Regions from separate parts of the Homo sapiens genome. Here all the other regions are linked to region 2. The links are chromatin loops, found by intact Hi-C in ENCODE. Cell type or tissue: K562. All regions are shown on one strand.

Region 1 (5,000 bases), 81 kb before region 2:
CATGTGGCTTCTGGTTTCCTCTCTCTGGAACTAGACATGACCTCTGTGGGAGGGAGGATTAAATGCACCCTACAGTCTGAGGCTGCATGATGACATCACTCATCACAATGATGCTTTCTATGTCTGAATCCTATTCCTTTATAACCCCTTTCAAGCTCGTTCAGAGAGTATTTCACACAATCCATGTGCTCATCTTAAAAGCCAAGGACCCAGAGGAGTCTCAGCATTGCCAAAAAGTCCCTTCACCCAGCCTGGCCAGAGGCAGTGCCTGGTCCATGTGTATGGACTATGGCACTTCAATTGCATGGAAATACTCTTGGAATGAACAAAATACCAATCCATGAAAAAGCATTATTGAAGTCTAAGTTATTTTTTGAATCATATTTTGTTAATCAACAAATTGAAAAATACTCATTATATGGAGAGGTCCAGATAAAGCCTCAATTTTAAAAAATGAGGAAAAGTGTGCCTGGTAGGGGACTGGGGAGAGCTTGAGAAAGTTGGAAACGTTGCCTTAGAAGCCTGTTTTTTCTCCTTTTAGAAGCTACATAGTGTCTCACTTTCCAAGATCATTCTACAAGATGTCAGTGCACTGAAACATGCAGGGGCGTGTTGAGTGCCAAGGCCATGGAATCTGTCAGCAACCTCACCCTTCCTTGTTCCTCCACCTCATTCCAGGCCTAAGATCCCGTCCATCGCCACTGGGATGGTGGGGGCCCTCCTCTTGCTGCTGGTGGTGGCCCTGGGGATCGGCCTCTTCATGCGAAGGCGCCACATCGTTCGGAAGCGCACGCTGCGGAGGCTGCTGCAGGAGAGGGAGGTGAGTGCCAGTCCTGGGTGGGCTCAGGAGCCCTCGCACCCCGACAGGAACAAGGGCCAGCCCCGAGAACGGGCCATTAGCAGTTGTGTATGTTAGATACATAATTGTATTATGATGCAGAAAGAATCTCTGAATGTGCAGTTATACCCAGTTGGTGACATGTTGGTACATCCATCCGAGGAAATGGCAATGTTTCTAGGCTGCACCCTTCAATGTCCACAAAGCTGTGTGGCATCTGCTTAGGACCCGGTGCCTGTGTGTGCATAGGAGGGAGGCCAGGAAGCCTGGCTGTTGATCCCATGCTGGCACTGTGGCGAAGGCGAGAGATTCCTGCTTTGGAAAACACCATTGTCCACACAGTGGCTTTGTCCATGATGGACTTCGCCACAGCCCAGTCCTGTGCTGGAAGCCATGTTCTCTGGAAAGAGCAACCCAGCGGCTCATAAGCATAAGCGCGTGTGATGTGCCCCAACCAAACGACCGCCATGCACAACTTCCCTACCGGAGTTTTCAATCCAGTTAATAGGCGTGGAAACAGACATAGAAATTGTGTTTGTTGAAAGGTAGCTGTTCAGTTAAAGAACACCTGTATCAGAGCCTGTGTTTCTACCAACTTCTGTCAAGCTCTGTAGAGAAGGCGTACATTTGTCCTTCCAAATGAGCTGGCAAGTGCCGTGTCCTGGCACCCAAGCCCATGCCGTGGCTGCTGGTCCCCCTGCTGGGCCATGTCTGGCACTGCTTTCCAGCATGGTGAGGGCTGAGGTGACCCTTGTCTCTGTGTTCTTGTCCCCCCCAGCTTGTGGAGCCTCTTACACCCAGTGGAGAAGCTCCCAACCAAGCTCTCTTGAGGATCTTGAAGGAAACTGAATTCAAAAAGATCAAAGTGCTGGGCTCCGGTGCGTTCGGCACGGTGTATAAGGTAAGGTCCCTGGCACAGGCCTCTGGGCTGGGCCGCAGGGCCTCTCATGGTCTGGTGGGGAGCCCAGAGTCCTTGCAAGCTGTATATTTCCATCATCTACTTTACTCTTTGTTTCACTGAGTGTTTGGGAAACTCCAGTGTTTTTCCCAAGTTATTGAGAGGAAATCTTTTATAACCACAGTAATCAGTGGTCCTGTGAGACCAATTCACAGACCAAAGGCATTTTTATGAAAGGGGCCATTGACCTTGCCATGGGGTGCAGCACAGGGCGGGAGGAGGGCCGCCTCTCACCGCACGGCATCAGAATGCAGCCCAGCTGAAATGGGCTCATCTTCGTTTGCTTCTTCTAGATCCTCTTTGCATGAAATCTGATTTCAGTTAGGCCTAGACGCAGCATCATTAAATTCTGGATGAAATGATCCACACGGACTTTATAACAGGCTTTACAAGCTTGAGATTCTTTTATCTAAATAATCAGTGTGATTCGTGGAGCCCAACAGCTGCAGGGCTGCGGGGGCGTCACAGCCCCCAGCAATATCAGCCTTAGGTGCGGCTCCACAGCCCCAGTGTCCCTCACCTTCGGGGTGCATCGCTGGTAACATCCACCCAGATCACTGGGCAGCATGTGGCACCATCTCACAATTGCCAGTTAACGTCTTCCTTCTCTCTCTGTCATAGGGACTCTGGATCCCAGAAGGTGAGAAAGTTAAAATTCCCGTCGCTATCAAGGAATTAAGAGAAGCAACATCTCCGAAAGCCAACAAGGAAATCCTCGATGTGAGTTTCTGCTTTGCTGTGTGGGGGTCCATGGCTCTGAACCTCAGGCCCACCTTTTCTCATGTCTGGCAGCTGCTCTGCTCTAGACCCTGCTCATCTCCACATCCTAAATGTTCACTTTCTATGTCTTTCCCTTTCTAGCTCTAGTGGGTATAACTCCCTCCCCTTAGAGACAGCACTGGCCTCTCCCATGCTGGTATCCACCCCAAAAGGCTGGAAACAGGCAATTACTGGCATCTACCCAGCACTAGTTTCTTGACACGCATGATGAGTGAGTGCTCTTGGTGAGCCTGGAGCATGGGTATTGTTTTTGGTATTTTTTGGATGAAGAAATGGAGGCATAAAGAAATTGGCTGACCCTTATATGGCTGGGATAGGGTTTAAGCCCCTTGTTATTTCTGACTCTGAAACTTGCATTCAATTCACTCCACCAAGTTATCTCATCTTTGAAATGGCTTTTTTTAAAGGTGCCTAGAATATGATGGCGTGCAGTCTATAAACTGTTGCCCACCTTCTGTACTTTCTCTCAGAATAATTCACATTCTTCTCCAGTGTCTGTTGATTGTTACTTTGTGGAATAAGTTCTTGGAAAATTCCACAAGATTATTGTTATCTTCTTACTACCAATTCTATTGAACTTTCTCCACCTTCTCTGGGCCTTCCCCAGCCAGTGGTGGGAAGATGCTGGCTGGAGTCTGACAGAGCCTCTTCTACACTGGCCTGGGCTTGCTGTGAGTTGGTGGAAACCTTTGCTCTTGTCCCAACACAGAGCAAGTGAAAGAGGAGGTCAAGGGGCTCAGGCAGCGGACTAGGGAAGCAGAATCGAGGAAAAGGAAAAATGGCTGACTTATTACCTCAAAACTCTAGAGAATTTAGTTGATCTTACAGCCAAGAAGGACAAAAGCCAGAGAGTAATATCCTCCGCCTCATGTCTAACCCACAGAATACATAGCAAGTAAAGAGAACATGGGCCTTTATAAAAATGTCTTAAGATACAATTTTTTAATTGGAGGAAATCTACAGTTTAATTTTCTCTGGGCAGCTTTTCTTCCTTTTATTATAGTAGGGGAAATCCCATGTTGATATACTTCTAAATGAAAGATGATGAATTGATATAATACAATAAAAAATCTGTAAAATTGATGATATACTTATCAAGAAAAATTAGCTTTCATTTTAACGGTTTACAAATTGAGTCAAGTCCTAGTAACAAAATGTTAAGTCTATTAACATAACCACAAGAAATACAGGAAGACGGGCAATCTGTGAAGCCTTTCACTTACAATCTCTGGCCCCTCACCTGTGCTGTGTAGGAAAATCTTTGTGCACAATTTGCTTCCTTAATTCATTTTTTATTCATTCAACACATTCTAATAAATTATACAAAATCATGTTGAAATGTGAATTTCAGTGGTATTTATAAATGCAGTGTGAGGAGGGTTTGGATGTATTCTAAGACAATAGTTGTGCTTTGGGAAGGAAGCAGTGTTCACTGAAAAGTGCCCCCAGGACCTTTTAATTGGAGGAAATATGCTTCTGTGGAGTTGGAAATGGGGTAGAAGATAGATAAGGTCAAGGCTTAAAAGTTAAGTGCACCCAACATCTGAAGCGTCCATGGGCCTGGCATGGTGGCTTTCGCCTGTAATCCCAGCACTTTGGGAGGCTGAGGCAGGAGGATCCCTTGAGCTTAGGAGTTTGAGACCAGCCTGGGCAACATACTGAGACCCAGTCTCTACAAAAAATAAAAAATTAGCTGGGTGTGGTGTCTCATGCCTGTAGTCCCAGCCACTCAGGAGATGGGAAGATGGCTTGAGTCCAGGAGATCTAGGCTGCAGTGAGCTAAAATCTCACCACTGCACTCCAGCCTGGGTGACAAAGCAAGACCCTGCTCAAAAAAATAGTTAGATATAAATATTAATATAGATACCTATATATATCTGAATATAGATATCTATATATACTCTGTATATAGTTATTTAGATATATAAATATATATGATATATATTTAGAGAGATATATATTTAGAGAGATATATATTTAGAGATTTATATATATTTTATATATATTTAGAGATATATATCTCTAAATATATATCTCTCTCTAAATATATATATATCTCTCTCTAAATATATATATATCCCTAAATATATTAAATAAATAAAAGAAATAAAAGAAAGCTCAGTTTGGCCTCCTGCTTGTCCTGTCTCCTCATCCCCTCTTCCCCCTCCATCATTTTATTTCCTTGCCCCATGTTTCTTCACTGCGGCCATGTCCCCCCTCCTCTCCAATGATGGATGTCATGTCTGCTGCAGTCAGAGGGCGACAAGCCTGGAGTGTTCCCTGAAGCCTGTGGTTTGTGGTTTGTCCTGCAGCTCAGGCTGCCCAGGCCTCACCAGCAATCCTGGCGGGCAGGGCACCACACTGGGATGGAGAGGGGGAAGCTGGAGGAGGCACTTTCTGGTAAAGAAAGCAAAAGCCAGCAGT
Region 2 (5,000 bases):
GAACATTGTGAGGAGTGCACGATCTGGGTCAAACACCAGAGGGATGGTGTGGAAGACAAGGACTGAAAAATGTCTACTGGATAATTCTACCAAGCGGGGCAGCTGGGCACAACCACAGAGGAACTGACTTAAGGGGAAATTGTGCAGCCAGTAGTCAGGTGGAATCCAGATGTCAGTGGGACCTAGTGGAAGGGGCTTCAATTTTTGAATCGCTCAAGGTTGGCCAGAAGCTGGCTCTGTAATCTTGGACAAATAACAACTTCTCTGAGCCTCAGTTTCTCTTCTATAAAATGGACATAAAACACCTTCCTTGCAGAGTGTGATGGTTAATACTGAGTGTCAACTTGATTGGATTGAAGGATACAAAGTACTGTTCCTGGGTGTGTCTGTGAGGGTATTGCCAAAGGAGATTAGCATTTCATTTCAGTGGACTGGGAGAGGCAGACCCACCCTCAATTGGGTGGGCATCATCTAATCAGCTGCCAGTGCAGGTAGGATAACAGCAGGCAGACAAACGTGGAAGGACTTGACTGGCTGAGTCTTCCCGCCTCCATCTTTCTTCCGAGCTGGATGCTTCCTGCCCTCAAACACTGGACTCCAAGTTCTTCAGCTTTTGGACTCTTGGGCTTACACCAGTAGTTTGCCAGGTGCTCCCGGGCCTTCAGCCACAGACTGAAGACTGCATTGTTGGCTTCCCTACTTTTGAGGTTTGGGGACTCAGACTGGCTTCCTTGTTCCTTAGCTTGCAGACAGCCTATTGTGGGACTTCACCTTGTGATCGTGTGAGTCAATATTCCTTAATAAACTTCCCTTCATATATAGGTCTATCCTATCAGTGCTGTCCCTCTAGAGAACCCTGACTAACATAGAAGAGTTGTGAAAATGACCGTTGGTCTGCCCTCACCCTTTCCCTCTTGTCCTTTAACCGCATGCGCTCAGTGTTACCTTCCGTGGCACCTGCTCACCGTCATCCCGTGGTGACTCGTGTGGGTAACTTCATCAGAGAAGACCCTGCCTGTCACCTCAGGTACAGCCCACGAAGTAAGGTGGCTGCAAGCGCAGATCCTGCACCTGCCCAAGGTGAAACAAATCAGCTCCCGGAGCCTGAGGTGCAAAGGGCAGGAAGCTCCCTGCGCACCCCTGCGGCCCCAGCGCGGCTCTCCCAGTCCCGCTGCCTCCCACTCCGAGCCCCTGCCGTCTGGGACCCGCTCCACCTCCCGCTCCCGGGCCCTCGGGGCATCCTGTCTCCATTCGCAGCCCAGTGCCCTCCACTCCCACGGCCTCGGGTACAGCTTCCACAGGGAAATCACCCACATCTGTGTCTCTCGCCTCGTTCCCAGTCCTGAGGCCGACGCATGGCCACTGAGCACACAGATCCAGCACAGCGTCCCTCGCCTTTCCCGCGCCCCGGGCAGAGGATGAGCACCAGGCCAGCCCTGCAGCTCACGCCGGCAGCCCTGGGCTGGCTCCGCACCCGCGCCTCGGGCTTCCACGGTGGACCCAGGAGACACCCTCTCGCCCAGCCCAGCTTCCCTGCGGGACTGAGAGGGAGAAGGGAGGAGTCGGGGAGCGAAGGCGGAGGCAGAGCTGGGCTGCGGGAGGAGGCGCGACGGCGGCACCGGCGGGATGGAGCAGCGGGATCCCGCGGTGACCGGGCGGATGGAGTGGCCGAGAGCGCCCCCTGCCGGCCAAGGGTCCCCCCTCACACACTCCCGGTGTGGCCGGGAAGGCGGGAGCCGGGTTCCCTGCCGGGAAGGCGGGAGCCGGGTTCCCTGCCGGTGGAGCCGGCGGCTCAGCCGGGCCCCGCACGCACCGGCCCCGCAGGGCCAGGTCCCCGCCTCCAGGCCCACCTTCGGCGCTCGCAAACGTCCGGGTGGCTGCGGCCTGGCCACCATCCAGGCCTCGCCCACCGGCAGTTGCCCGGGTCCACACAGGGACAAGCTCGGTCTCCGCCGCGTCCCGCCTGAGCCTCGCCCGCGCCCAGGGGACTCCACGCTGCACAGGGAGAGGGCCGCTCCGTGTGACAATGCAAGAAGGGCGAGCTCTCTTTTCCACCTGTCTCATCTCAGTGTGAACGGCGCCCTGGAAAACAGAACTGTTCAGGGACTTCTGAGGAGCTCGGCCAACGCTCTTGCCTCCCTACATTTTCCCGAAATCTGCCTTTCAAACAGGCTTCCTCTTGTCACAGACGAACCCATCTCCACGTTAGAGTGCATCGTGGCGTTTCCTATTTTCATAAAAGCCAGCGCCCTGGAATTGTCAGTCTGTTCTTACACTGTGAGTGTAACGGCCCTCTGTTAAATCTCAGCAAACCCTCGCGCGCCAGAGAGGCCAGCCCCAGAGCCCGCGCCCTGGAACGCGGCGGACCGCGGGTGCCCTCTGCGGGTGGCGCGTGGCCTGCGCAGCGATCAGGTCCTCAAGTCCCGAAGCCCCAGTGCCAGCCTCCGAAAAGCTGGCCCGGCAGGAAGGAGCCCAGTTCCTGCCCACTGCCTTCCGACGTCCTGTAAGTGGACCCCGCTTCCCGGGCCTCAGTGGTCTGGTCTGGAATGAAGAGTCTGAGCCAGGTGGTCCCAAGCGCTGCCGGGCTCCCACATTTTCTGACAATGAGGTAATCAGTCACGTGCACTTGCCAAGGTTTGGGCACCAGACTCTTTGACACCTGGTGTAGACTCAGCAAAATCCCATGAGCCACTATGCCCTTCAGATCAATGGACTATCACCTACTTCATTCGGACTTTTCGACCTCAGGTGAGACTGGAGAGAAACCTGGGACAGAGGAGACAGCTGGCTGAGATTCCCGTTCCTGCGTCTGAAGGCTGGAGGGTATGGAGAGTCCCTAGACAGTGGCACTCACGCCTGCTGCGCCCTGTGCTGCAGGTTGTACGCGATATAAAACATGACACTGACTGCCCGTGAGGATCTTGACAAGTTGTTTTGAAGATGGCATTTTGCTAAGTCCCTGAGGGTCACTGGTCCTCAAAGCGGCATGGCGGCATGGCGTGGCTGGTTCTGCCACATGCCAGCTGTGTGACCTCTGAGACTCCACTTCTTCAGTGCTGAAAATAAAGAAGGAGTTTTACTAAGGACCAAACAAGATAATGAATGTGAAACTGCTCCACGAACCCCAAAGAATTATGCACATAGATGCGATCATTAAGATGCGAAGCCATCGAGTTACCACCTGGCATGCTTAAACTGTAAAGAGTGGGTCAAAGTAAACTGAATTGGAAAATCCAAAGTTATGCAGAAAAACAATAAAGAGGTCTTACGTAGCAATACCGAACTTATGTCAGGCACTATTTCTCAAAACACAACTCCACTGAGATGCTCCAAGGAAAGAAAGGATTTTGTGGGCAAAAGCTTGATGCCCCTCTAGGGCACTCACAATGCTCGTCAGCACACAGAGCTACAAATAGTTCAGATTTTGCCACCCAATTTGTTGCCAAAAACATTCAATTTCCAGATCTGCTTTGGATTTCAGAATTGCAGATTCAAAACATTGTAAACCCTGGATTAAAACCCATTAAAAGTTTCCTGTCTGAGTTGCTCCTATGTCTCTCGTCTCTTCAGAAGAATTTATCTTTTTCTTTTTGACAATCATTCTTTCATAAGAATTGGTCTTTCAACCTACTTTTAGTTCACCTAGTTGTTGGAAATTTAGTAGAAAAAATAACCTTGCCTTTTAGGGTTGATTTAGGTTAAAATGTCTAAGGTATATAAAGTGCTTATCATGTAACAAGGCACACGAGGGTTTATTACGTGTGATACACCTGTGGTGGAAGGGGTTTCTTGTGGCCTCAGGTCATGCAGGAGGGATTCCACCCCACAACTGCTCCAAAAAAAGCACCCATGCCACCACCTCACACCAATATTCTGAACCCCACGATAGTGACCTAACAAGTGTAAATAATAGTGAAAATCACAGGACAGACTAGTTGAACTCAGGACTGACCTAGAACATATGATATGCCAGATGACATGAGAGATGTAGATAGACGACATGAGAAAATGAGATCAATTGTCTAATAGTTGATTGATCCTTCAATGCCAGATTTTTATCTGCCATATAATTCTTACTGATTATATAGGCTGAAAGGCAGAGGAGGGATGATGATTCTATCCAATGAATATGGAGAATGGCTCCAAATTTTAACTCTCTAAAACATCACCATGTGCTGTGTCTTTTCCTACAAATCAGGATCTTTTTTCAACCAGTACATACCTCCTTGACCTGACAACACTTAATATAGGCAAAAAAAAAAAAAAAAAAAACTGTTCCCAAGTTGAGTATAATCATATCTGTAATTATATCCATAATCACAAGGATAACCACTGTTCCCAAATTAGGTATAGTCATGTAATAGCAGGCCCAGTTCTGGGCTTTCTATGCCTTTTATCTGTTTGTTGATCCTTATGCCTGTGCCACATTGTCTTGATCACTGCAGCTTTATTGGCTTTCTATAAGTTTTTTGTTTGTTTGTTTTTGAGACAGAGTTTCGCTCTGTCGCCCAGGCTGGAGTGCAGTGGCGCGATCTCCACTCACTGCAAGCTCTGCCTCCCGGGTTCACACCATTCTCCTGCCTCAGCCTCCTGAGTAGCTGGGACTACAGGCGCTCGCCACCACGCCTGGCTAATTTTTTGTATTTTTAGTAGAGACGGGGTTTCACCACGTTAGCCAGGATGGTCTCGATCTCCTGACCTCGTGATCCACCCTCCTTGGCCTCCCAAAGTGCTGGGATTACAGGTGTGAGCCACCGCGCCCGGCCGGCTTTCTATAAGTTTTGAAAGCTGGCAATGTAAGCCTGCCAACTTTTTTTTCCCCTTTTTCAAGATGGCTTTGCAGATTCTAGGTGCTTTGCATTTCCATATAGATTTTAAAAAATCATTTTGTCAATTCCCACAAAAAGTCCTGCTGGGCTTTCACGGAATGTATACACCTATTTGGGAAGAACTGCTATCTTAATAATAGTGACTCTTATAAGCCATAAACATGGTATATA
Region 3 (5,000 bases), 380 kb before region 2:
ATTATTAGATTTTGAATGTTCTTTATGTGTTATGAATACAATTTTTTACCATATATATGGGTTTTTAAAAAAAGCATTTTCTTCCAATCTGTGGCTTGTCTTTAATCTGTGGCTTGTCTTTTTATTTTATTAACAATGTCTTTTAAAAAGCATAACTTAAATTTTTGTTAATGTCTGATTTATTAGTATTTTTCTTTTTATGGTTTGTGCTTATGCTCTAAAATATTTGCCCAGCTTAAGTTCCAAAGATTTTTCTCATATACTTAATTCTTAAAGTTTTAAAATTTTTATCTCATACATTTAGGTTTATGATCCATTATGCATTAATTTTTTTGTATGTAGGACAAGATAAGAATTCAGTTCTACTTTTTTTCTTTTCTTTCATGTTTCCTTTTCTTTCTTCCTTCTTTTTATATAAAAAAATTGATGTCCAATTACTCCAGTACCATTTTTGATGCTATTTTCCCTCATTGAGTTACTTTGAAACATTTGTTGAAAGTAAAATAAGCATGGATGTATGGATCTAGTGACTTGAAGCATAGGTAAGCCCACTGCAGGGTGAATACTATTTATTTTTGTTTTTTTCTCTTCTACTCACAATGTTATAAAATCACTCAAGTATTATGAGACACAACAAATGCAAACAAAGACAACTCATTGTTAAGAGAAAAGGGAATGGACAAAGTTAGAACCACAAAACTATCACATGGAACTTTCTATTTACTATGAATTATGTGCTGAAGGATCTAGCAAAAACAAACAAACAAAACAACAAAAAAAACCCAAACAACACAGAGAAGGGATGGGCATTTTCAGAAGATAAATAGAAACTATAAAAGTTTTGAGTACAAACAGTAGAAATAAAAAAAAAAGGGCTCATACAATATAAAACATAAAGAAATCCTTTAATGGGTTAGCAGACTGGCCAAAGTTGAGGAACGAATCATTGAGCAAACTAGGTCAATAGAAATTATTCAAACTAAAATACAAAATGAAAAGTGAATGAAAAACAGAACAAAGTATCTAACATTCGTGTGACAATATCAAGTTGCCTAACATACATGTATGTAATTGGCATCCCCAAAGGAGAAGAAAGAAAACATGGCAGAATACTTCAGAAAACAATGGCCAATAATTTTCCAAATGAATAAAATCCATAAATTTAATAGACTCAGAGAACAACAATTAGCATTCAGATACACACAAACACACATACATATAAACAAATACATACATACATACCCAAATACATCATAGTCAAATTGCTGAAAACCAAAGATACAGTAAATACCAAAGGCACCCAGAGAAAAGACTACATGAAGAACAAAGATAAGGATGATGACAAATTTCTTAAAAATATGTAATCCAGAAAACAATGGATTGACACCTTTAAAATAATGAAGTTAAAAAAAATCCATCAGGCCAGGCTCAGTGGCTCATGCCTGTAATCCCAGCACTTTGGGAGGCTGAGGTGGGCAGATCACCTGAGGTCAAGAGTTCAAGACCAGCCTGCCAACATGGTGAAACCCCATCTCTACTAAAAATACAAAAATTAGCTGGGCATGGTGGCAGTCACCTGTAATCCCAGCTACTCAGGAGGCTGAGGCAGGAGAATTGCTTGAACCTGGGAGGCAGAGGTTGCAGTGAGCCAAGATCATGCATTCCAGCCTGGGCCACAAGACTGAGACTCTGTCTCAAAAAAAAAAAAAAAAAAAAAAAAGAAAAGAAAAGAAAAGAAATCCATTAATCTAGAATTCTAAATGCAGTGAAAATAAATATATTTCAGTAAGGAAGATCAAATAAAAAATGTTCAGGAAAACAACATGCAGCGATGAAATGTTAAAAGAAGCTCTTAAGACCAAGTAAATAATAATGCAAATCAAAATGTGAAACTAGACAAATTAATAAAAAGTGCTGTAAATGGCAAAACAAAGGTAAATACAAATAAAGTACATTTTTCTTAAGTCATTTTAAAAGATGATTACTTAAAACAAAAATAATAATAAAACATACGGTTTTATTACACATGTAGAATTTAAAAGTTTGACAAACATAGCATAATGAATGGAAGAGAGGAAATGGAAGATTTGTAAGGTTTTTACATTATATCTGAAGTTGTTTAATGTAATTTAAAAGCCGACTATGGTAAGTTAAGAATATACATTCAAACTTTAAAGCAATCACTAAAAAATTTTAGTAGATGTGGAAATAATAAGCCAATAGTAGAGATGAAAAAGGAATATAAAAATAGCCAATTAAACCTGGAAAAGCATAAATATTTCTTTATAAGGTTTTATAGGAATATGTGTTTTCATTTGTCTTAGGTATATACCTAAAAGTGGAATTGCTGGGTCATATACTATATGTTTAGACTTTTGAGAAACTGCTAGACTGTTTTCCCAAGGAACTGCACCATTTAACACTCCCATCAGCAATCTATGAGGGTTTCTATTTCTCCACATCTTCACCAACAAATATTACCTCTTTTAAATCATAGCCATCCCAGTGAACGTGAAGTGGTAGCTCACTGTGGTTTTTGTTTGCATTTCCCTTATGACTAACTATATGCAGAATCTTTTCATGTGCTTAGTGAACATTTGTATGTCTTCTTTAAAGAAATATCTATTTAAACTCTGTCCATTTTTAATTGGATTGTCTTTTATTGTTGAATTTAATAGTTCTTTATATATTACAAATATAGGTCTGTTATTCAATACATGGTTTGCAAATATTTTATCTCATTCTTTGGATTATGTTTCCACTTTCTTGTTAACATCTTTTGAAGAGCAAAAGTTTTCAATTGCATTATGGTAAAGTTCAATTTATCTATTTTTTCTTGTTACTTGTATTTTCCTTGTCATATTTAAGAAGGCTTTGCCTAAGCCAAGACTATAAAGATTTACCTCTATATATTCTTCTAAGAGTTTTATACTTTTGTTTTTTACATTTTTGAATCTATGATCCATTCTGAGTTAATATTTTTATATGGTGTGAGGAAGAGGGAAAACTTTATTCTTTTACATGTAGATATCTGGTTGTTAAAAAAGATTTGTTAAAAAGATTATTCTTTCCCCCACTTAATTGTCTTGGCATCCTTGTTGAAAATTAATTGACCATAAATGTAAGAGTTTACTTCTGAACTATAAACTCTATTCCACTGATATTTATTTTTATCCTTATGCTAATACCATACTGTACTCATTACTATAGCTTTCTATTGAATGTTAAAATTGAGAAGTTCGAGTTCTCCAACCCCCATCTTTTTTATGATAATTTTAGATATTGTGAGCCCATCAAATTTCCATATGAATTTCAGGATCAGCTTATCAATGTATGCAAAAAATGTAGCTGTGATTTTCATAGGGATTGTGGTGAATCTGTAGATCAATTTGGAGAACATTGGGGAATATTGCCATTTTAACCATATTAAGTCTTCCAATCTGTAAGTATGACATGGATTACCATTTATTTAGATCGACTTTGATTTCTTTCAGTTATGTTTTGTATTATTGAATGTAGAAGTCTTTTACTTTTTTGTTAAATTTATTCCTAAGTATTTGATTATTTGATGCTATTGTATTAATAAATGAAATTGTTATTAATTAAACCTAATTGCATCTTTGAATCTGAAGTGCATTTCCTGTAGTGAACATAAAGGTGGATTTTGCTATAATCTGAATGTTTTTGTCCCCCCACGAATTCTTATGTTGAAATCCTAACTCCCAAGGTGGTAGTATTAGTAATTGGGGTCTTTTGGAGGTGATTATGTTACATGGGTAAAGCCATCATAAATGGGATTAGTACTCTTTTATAAAGAGGCTGAAGAAAGACTCCTTCTCCCTTCCATCACATGAGGTTATGATGAGAAGACAGCTGTCTATAAAGAAGCAAGCCATCACCAGACACTCTATCTCCTGGCAGCTTCATCCTGGACTATCAAGCCTCCAAAATTGTGAGAAATTTCTGTTGTTTATAAGCCACCCAGTCTATGGTATTTTGTAATAGTATCCCATATGAACTAAGACAGATCTTTCTATATCTGGACTGTCAATCTATGCTTTTGATCAGCATAATTAATCCTTTCACATTTATTTTTATTATTGATAAAACTGTATTTATATCTTACATTTTATCTTTCTTTTTTCTATATTTCTCGTGTCATTTTTATTCTACTTTTTCTCATTTATCGCTTTTTTGCATTAAGTAAATATTTTTCTAGTGTGACTTTTATTTCCTTTAATGAACTTATGCAACTTTTAGTTCCTTTTTATTATATATTTAATTATTTTATGTATGCTGGGCTTACCACATACATCTTAACTTGTCAGAATATCCTTGGGATTTATACTAACTTTATTCTTGTGAGATACAGAAATGATATTTTCTATTTCACAGTGATAAGACATTGTCATTATGCCCTCTACCTTTTCATTTTTATTTTACCTTTTCCTTTCCCTTTACCCCTTTGCCTTTTTTACCTTAGTTCTTTTAGCACATTTTTGTTGTTGTTGTTGTTGTTGTTGAGATGGAGTCTTGCTCTGTTGCCCAGGCTGGAGTGAAGTGGCATGATCTCGGCTCACTGCAACCTCTGCCTCCTGGGTTCAAGCAATTCTCCTGCCTCAGCCTCCCAAGTAGCTGGGATTACAGGTATGTGCCACCACGCCTGGCTAATATTTTTGTATTTTTAGTAGAGATGGGGTTTCACCATTTTGGCCAGACTGATCTCAAACTCCTGACCTTATGATCCGCCTGCCTTGGCCTCCCAAAGTACTGGGATTACAGGCACGAGCCACCATGCCCAGCCCCTTTGAGCACATTTATAATAGCTTCTTTGAGGTCTTTGTCTGCTAAATTTTAAAACAGAACTCTCTCAAAGGCAGTTGGTGTTGCCTGCTTTTTTTCTTGTATATAGATTGATTTCCTTTTTTGCTTTTGCAAATCTTGTGATTTTTTGTTAAAAATATCATTTTAGATACACTATTGTAGCAACAGTGAATAGT
Region 4 (5,000 bases), 410 kb before region 2:
CAGGTGATGCTGATGCTGCAGCACACTGAGGAAGCCACTGCTGCAGTCCCACCAGTTCACGGAAAGTGGCTGCAGTGTGCAAATGTTTCAGAACTGCTGGGGCAGAGACCAAGGCCCTTGTTCCCTGAAACATTGATTAAGACGCCTAGGCTTCTCTGATGCCTGGGTCCATGTATTTAACAAACGTTTATTGCATACACAATGCGAGGTGCAACACAGTAGGCACAGCAGTCATGACACACCCCCAGCACCTCACAGTCAGAGGAAAAACAAGGACAAAAGAGCCACATTTAAGCAGAATTAGATTCCAAGCTGCAGTACAACATTTTTGAGGAACTACCCCCCTCCAGGATTAAAGTGTTTACTTTGGGAAAGTCCTTCTAATAATGGTATACTTCCAAATTCATCAATAAAAGACTTCAGCAGTTAAAAAATAATTATCATCAAGGATAACATTTTCAGACTACTGACTTTGCTCCAGGTCCTTTCAAAGTGTTGATTCATTTATTCCACACAACAGCCTATGGAAGTAGATTCTGTTATTTCCCCCCATGTTACAGATGTGAAAACTGAGATACAGAGGGTTAAGTGACCTGCCCAGGACCACACAGAGAGGAAGAGGAGAAGTTAAGATTCACACCCTACCGATCTGGACGTTATAGTCCATTCATAAAATGATTGTGATACATTTGAAAGCTAAAAATGTTTTTTTTTCTGTTGAAAAAGTAACAAACACATGTATAAAATCTGAAATTTAAAAGGAGTTACAATATTTTCAAAATTCCGCCATGTCCCCACCACCCAGAGAGCTGCTGTTTACCTTCTGGTCTGCCAACTTCTTTAGGAACAAGAGAACTGCAAATATATGGTACCCAATTGAGATACAGAAAATTGTTGTAATCTACATTTTATATAATGGTGCTTAGAAATACAATCTACACATAATTATACAAAATGCATGTCTATTGAAAAAAACTGAATAACAGTAGAAAGAACAAAATAAGAATCATTCAATACTTCAGGATTACAAATTCATACTCCAAGAGCTTACGAGAATTAAATGGAAATTAAAGAACATCTGTATAGATGCAAGATAACGAGATGAGGAACATGTCTCTACATAAATATTCACTGAATTCCTGATTTTCATTTTTACACTGACATTTTTACTTTGTGCCTTTATGTTATCATTGAAGATGTCCCTTCAGATACTTCAGATATTTTACTTTACATTTTAATGGTTTTAGTGTGGTGGAGACACCCTGAGAAGCTACTCAATCTTTCTCATTCAGTAATTTTCTATTTTTCATCTTAACTCAGGACAAAAAGACACAAACAGTTTATGATGTTAGAGAAAGAGTTGAAAGTAAAATTGGTAGACATATGGATTGTTAATTTCTCTAGAGGATCCCAAGGGAAATAGAAATATTTTAACTGAGTGTTTTACATTGTTAACTCAATGCTTTGTCATATGTTTTGCTTTGACCAATGCACTTGAAAATTTTCTCTAACTTGCTGAAAGGGTAATGTAGACAAACATCTTTGCATTGCTATTTATTTGCGTTTAAGTGCATGCATTCTGGTAATAGTGTTTCCCAAAGAATAGTTTGTGGACATTAGTCTCATAATGTTCCACAGAAGAAGGGCTCTGTGGTCTAACACGTTTCAGGAAACATTAATACCACAAATCCTCCTCTGGGTATGTGTAATATCTGAGAACTTCTAAAGAGGAAAAAATAAAGCCACTAGTATCATTAGTATCATACGTTTTGATGACTCTGAATGTCAGTTTTCACACTAGGTCACTTTTGTATAACTGTCAGAGAGACATGCTATAAATTTTGGGGATTTTACAGTACAATATTGCACATCATTCACACTGAAGTGCATATGTCACGCCCCCTGGAGGACACAGAGCCAAGGCCAGCAGGTCAGTGGCCTTGGTTTGCAGCAGTGTTGGCAGAAGCACTTTATTCTCTTTCCTCCATTTCCTATGTGTACTGGAGACGCAAAGTAAACCAGGTTGTCTGCCAAACTTGAAGGAAGCCAGAGAGTCCAGAAAACTGTAGGCTTTCCTGCACCCAGAGGGAGATATTACTCTTGGAAATAAGACTTTTTCAAACGATAACCTTCTAGGTGAAAGAAAGTACTATTTGAGCTTCTCTTCTCCAAACTGTTGGTCTTTCACAATGAAAAGAGTTTGGCCTCAACAAGTGAACAAGGACCAAGGGTAACTAAACAGCTCAGGCAGACACAAAAGCCTGGTTGTTGCAACCGAATTGACTTAGCATTTACTGCGTTTTAAAACTCAAATCCATTTGGTAAGGGGGCCTAATCATCTAAGAAAAACAGTCATGTGAAGAAACAGGATGCTGCATCTGATTGATTTATAAAAGCATCAGGTTACTGAAGTTTTAGCCAGCTCATAGGAAAAATACTTTCCCATTTACTCCCCATTTCCTTCACGTCAGGATAAACTCATTCCCACACTACAAAATATGCCTTCAAAATCCCATACCCTGCATGAGACCAAATTCTTTGGCTTTTGGAGGGCTTTCTCCACAGCCTGAAATTGATTCCTGACAGCAGTTCCTTTGTGGCTTTGCTCAAACAAACTCGGAATCTTTTGGCTCATGGCACCAGCAGTAATTGAAAGAAGATACCACCACTGTTTTGTACATTCATGGAGCTGCTCAGGAGAAATGTGCTTTCTTTCCTGATCAAGGCTTTACTGCACTGCAATTGTCTTTGGTCCCATGTAAGCATGTTTATCGTTCCTAACATCCCTTTTGCTGTTGTTGTTTAGTTGTTTTACTTTTTTATTTTTCAAGGATAATTTCAATAATATTGCCATGTACACAATGGCATGTTACATATAAATATGTCAACATAATGTCTATAACTTATTATATCTGGGTATTTATAGCAGAAACATAGACAGTCATAAATACATACTCAGGAAATTCCGGGCTATTTCTGATTTTCAAACACATGTAATATGTGGTCTCATTGAGAGTTTTCTCTGTTGTTTCTGGAGAACATTATTTACACAGCCAGAAAACAAAAACTTTTTTAAAAGTACAACTAATTTTAATATGAAGAGGAATCTGCTTTTGCTTTGTAAAGGTGTATTTTCTGTAGAAATATTGAACTGACAAGGGTGTGAAGGAAAAGTATTTTCCAAGAGAAGGCAAATGTGGAACTAGATAGAAAAGAATGAATTAGAAAATTATGTAGATTTTGGAAGATGTTCCTCTATTTTTTTCTATTATCTAAGTTTCATAGATATTTTTTTCCTATGGAAGGAATATCTGTCTTGATATTTACTGTAGTTATGATTGGAATGGTGCTATTTCTCCAATATATGAATGGAATACTCTTAGTGATAGGGAAATTTTTCAGATATCAATAAATGAATTGTAAGTATCACGGTGTTGCTTTTCTTGCTTTACACAAAATACTGCTGGGTTTCTTAGCTATAAACCATAAATCCTTTGCCTTATGGCCCTCATAGTGATTGAGATTAGAAGTAATTGATCCATTACTGAACTAGTGTTATACTAGGCATCAATGAAGATGTTTTCTTTGACATTTTCTGTGTAGCCTTCTAATAACAATAGCATTTATCGTGCACTTACATTGTGCATTGTTTGTTTGGTACAAGCATAAGCTCGCTTAACTTCAAAACCTGTAAGGCATAGTTATTATTATGATTATTTCTGCGCTCAGAAGAAGAAACCAAAACAAAGGTTAAATAATGTGTTGAAGGTAAAGAATGGTGTAAGAATTAAACCCTGGTGGTTTAACTTCCTGGGATTTTAATCATTTCTTTTAACACTATTAGTTCTCTCTTAAAATGAACATGCTCATTAAATTAATTCAAATCAATATTAGGCTGCCCTTTTAAAAAACTCAGAGCAAACAAGAACAATTAAATTATGTATTTACTTGCCTTTGACCTTGAGCAATTGACCTTTCTCTAGACAGGGCTAACAATTTTACTTGGATTTGAGTAGCTGCAAAAATTGCTGAGAAGTCAATTTAAAGTCTTAGGAAAACGTTTTATCAGACTGAAGTCTCCTAAATCATTTGTCAATCACTTGTTGGTAGTCATTTAAGTCGAGCTCAATCGCCCTAAGCCACATATTCATTTTAATCCATGAATAATGTAGTAATGACTCATTGACAGCTATTAACCAGCTCCTAGAGTTTTCATACCTGCAACTTTTAAGGGATTCTAAGCAAAGCATTCTAGAAATAAAACAATATAAATAGAAAGTAGTCATTTCACTTTCATTTTAGGGTAGATGACATGATACAAGGATGACTTTAGTAATAATCAATTGCTCTATGATACCTAGAGTTGTCCCTTGGTGAAACTTGGTTTCACAGCTTCTACCTCTCAAATGTATCCAGAATCCAACCACTTCTCACTACTTTCCTTCTCACCACTTGTGAAATAAAACCCCTGGCCCTGAATTTAAATCCTGCTCCAAGCCAAATCATCATGCCTCCCCTGGATTTTGGCATTAACTCCCTAAACTGTCTCCTAAATTGCCACCTTTGTCCACAGTATTCTCAACAGGGAAGCCAGGTGATCCTTACAAAATGTAAGTGATACCATGTCATCTGCCATCTACAAATCCTATTCCTTTCGCTCAAGGCCTTTCTTCCTATGGGTGTGAGGCAGCAGGTTCACTGCTTCCCTGTGATTCTGACTTCGTCTCCTCCTGTTCTCCTCCTCACTCATGCCACTCAACCCGCAGGCTCCCTGTTGTTGACCCCGCCATGCCCTGCCTGCACACGAAAATAGTTCTCTTTAGCCTGCTCTGTGAATTCCTCAGAATTTATAACTTCCAGCACCCCATATGATTTGTATATTTATTATCTTTTGTGTAGTATTTATTATTTATCTTACCTGATGAGAATGTAAGCTCTCTAAGCAAGTGGAGCTTATTGTCCGCTCTGTTTGAACAAAACAGATCAGCATCTGGTAGGTT

The links. A loop is a pair of places that touch in the nucleus more often than their neighbours do. Peaks named below come from ENCODE experiments on the same cell type or tissue, not always from the same donor. Only the 100,000 strongest peaks of a DNase experiment are listed, where the experiment ranks them.
Region 1: it touches region 2 in a loop (2.4-fold over the local background); 11 of 110 quality-filtered maps call a loop at or near these places.
Region 3: a loop joins it to region 2, with 2.7 times the contacts of the local background. A loop is called at or near these places in 10 of 110 quality-filtered maps.
Region 4: a loop joins it to region 2, with 2.5 times the contacts of the local background. A loop is called at or near these places in 31 of 110 quality-filtered maps.

Annotation. Positions count from the first base shown.
Region 1 is chr7:55,172,305-55,177,304 of GRCh38, forward strand. It overlaps EGFR (epidermal growth factor receptor), which reads left to right. Exons shown (of 28, transcript NM_005228.5): 17 at 679-820; 18 at 1,617-1,739; 19 at 2,418-2,516. Among named protein-coding and RNA genes, the nearest start is that of EGFR-AS1, 14 kb to the right of the region's middle. In K562, no CTCF peak of the experiment used is centred here; no DNase peak of the experiment used is centred here; H3K27me3 peaks cover 2,489 bases.
Region 2 is chr7:55,253,337-55,258,336 of GRCh38, forward strand. It overlaps ELDR (EGFR long non-coding downstream RNA), which reads right to left and starts at 2,299. Exons shown (of 4, transcript NR_110426.1): 1 at 2,195-2,299; 2 at 1,851-2,082. RefSeq lists silencers at 1,416-1,975, 2,286-2,335. In K562, CTCF peaks have their summits at 1,682 (motif pointing left) and 2,376 (motif pointing left); DNase peaks (open chromatin) are centred at 1,705 and 2,355; H3K4me3 peaks cover 598 bases; H3K27me3 peaks cover 1,600 bases.
Region 3 is chr7:54,872,481-54,877,480 of GRCh38, forward strand. No RefSeq gene overlaps it. Among named protein-coding and RNA genes, the nearest start is that of SEC61G-DT, 120 kb to the left of the region's middle. In K562, no CTCF peak of the experiment used is centred here; no DNase peak of the experiment used is centred here.
Region 4 is chr7:54,840,008-54,845,007 of GRCh38, forward strand. No RefSeq gene overlaps it. Among named protein-coding and RNA genes, the nearest start is that of SEC61G-DT, 83 kb to the left of the region's middle. In K562, a CTCF peak has its summit at 1,914 (motif pointing left); no DNase peak of the experiment used is centred here; H3K27me3 peaks cover 86 bases.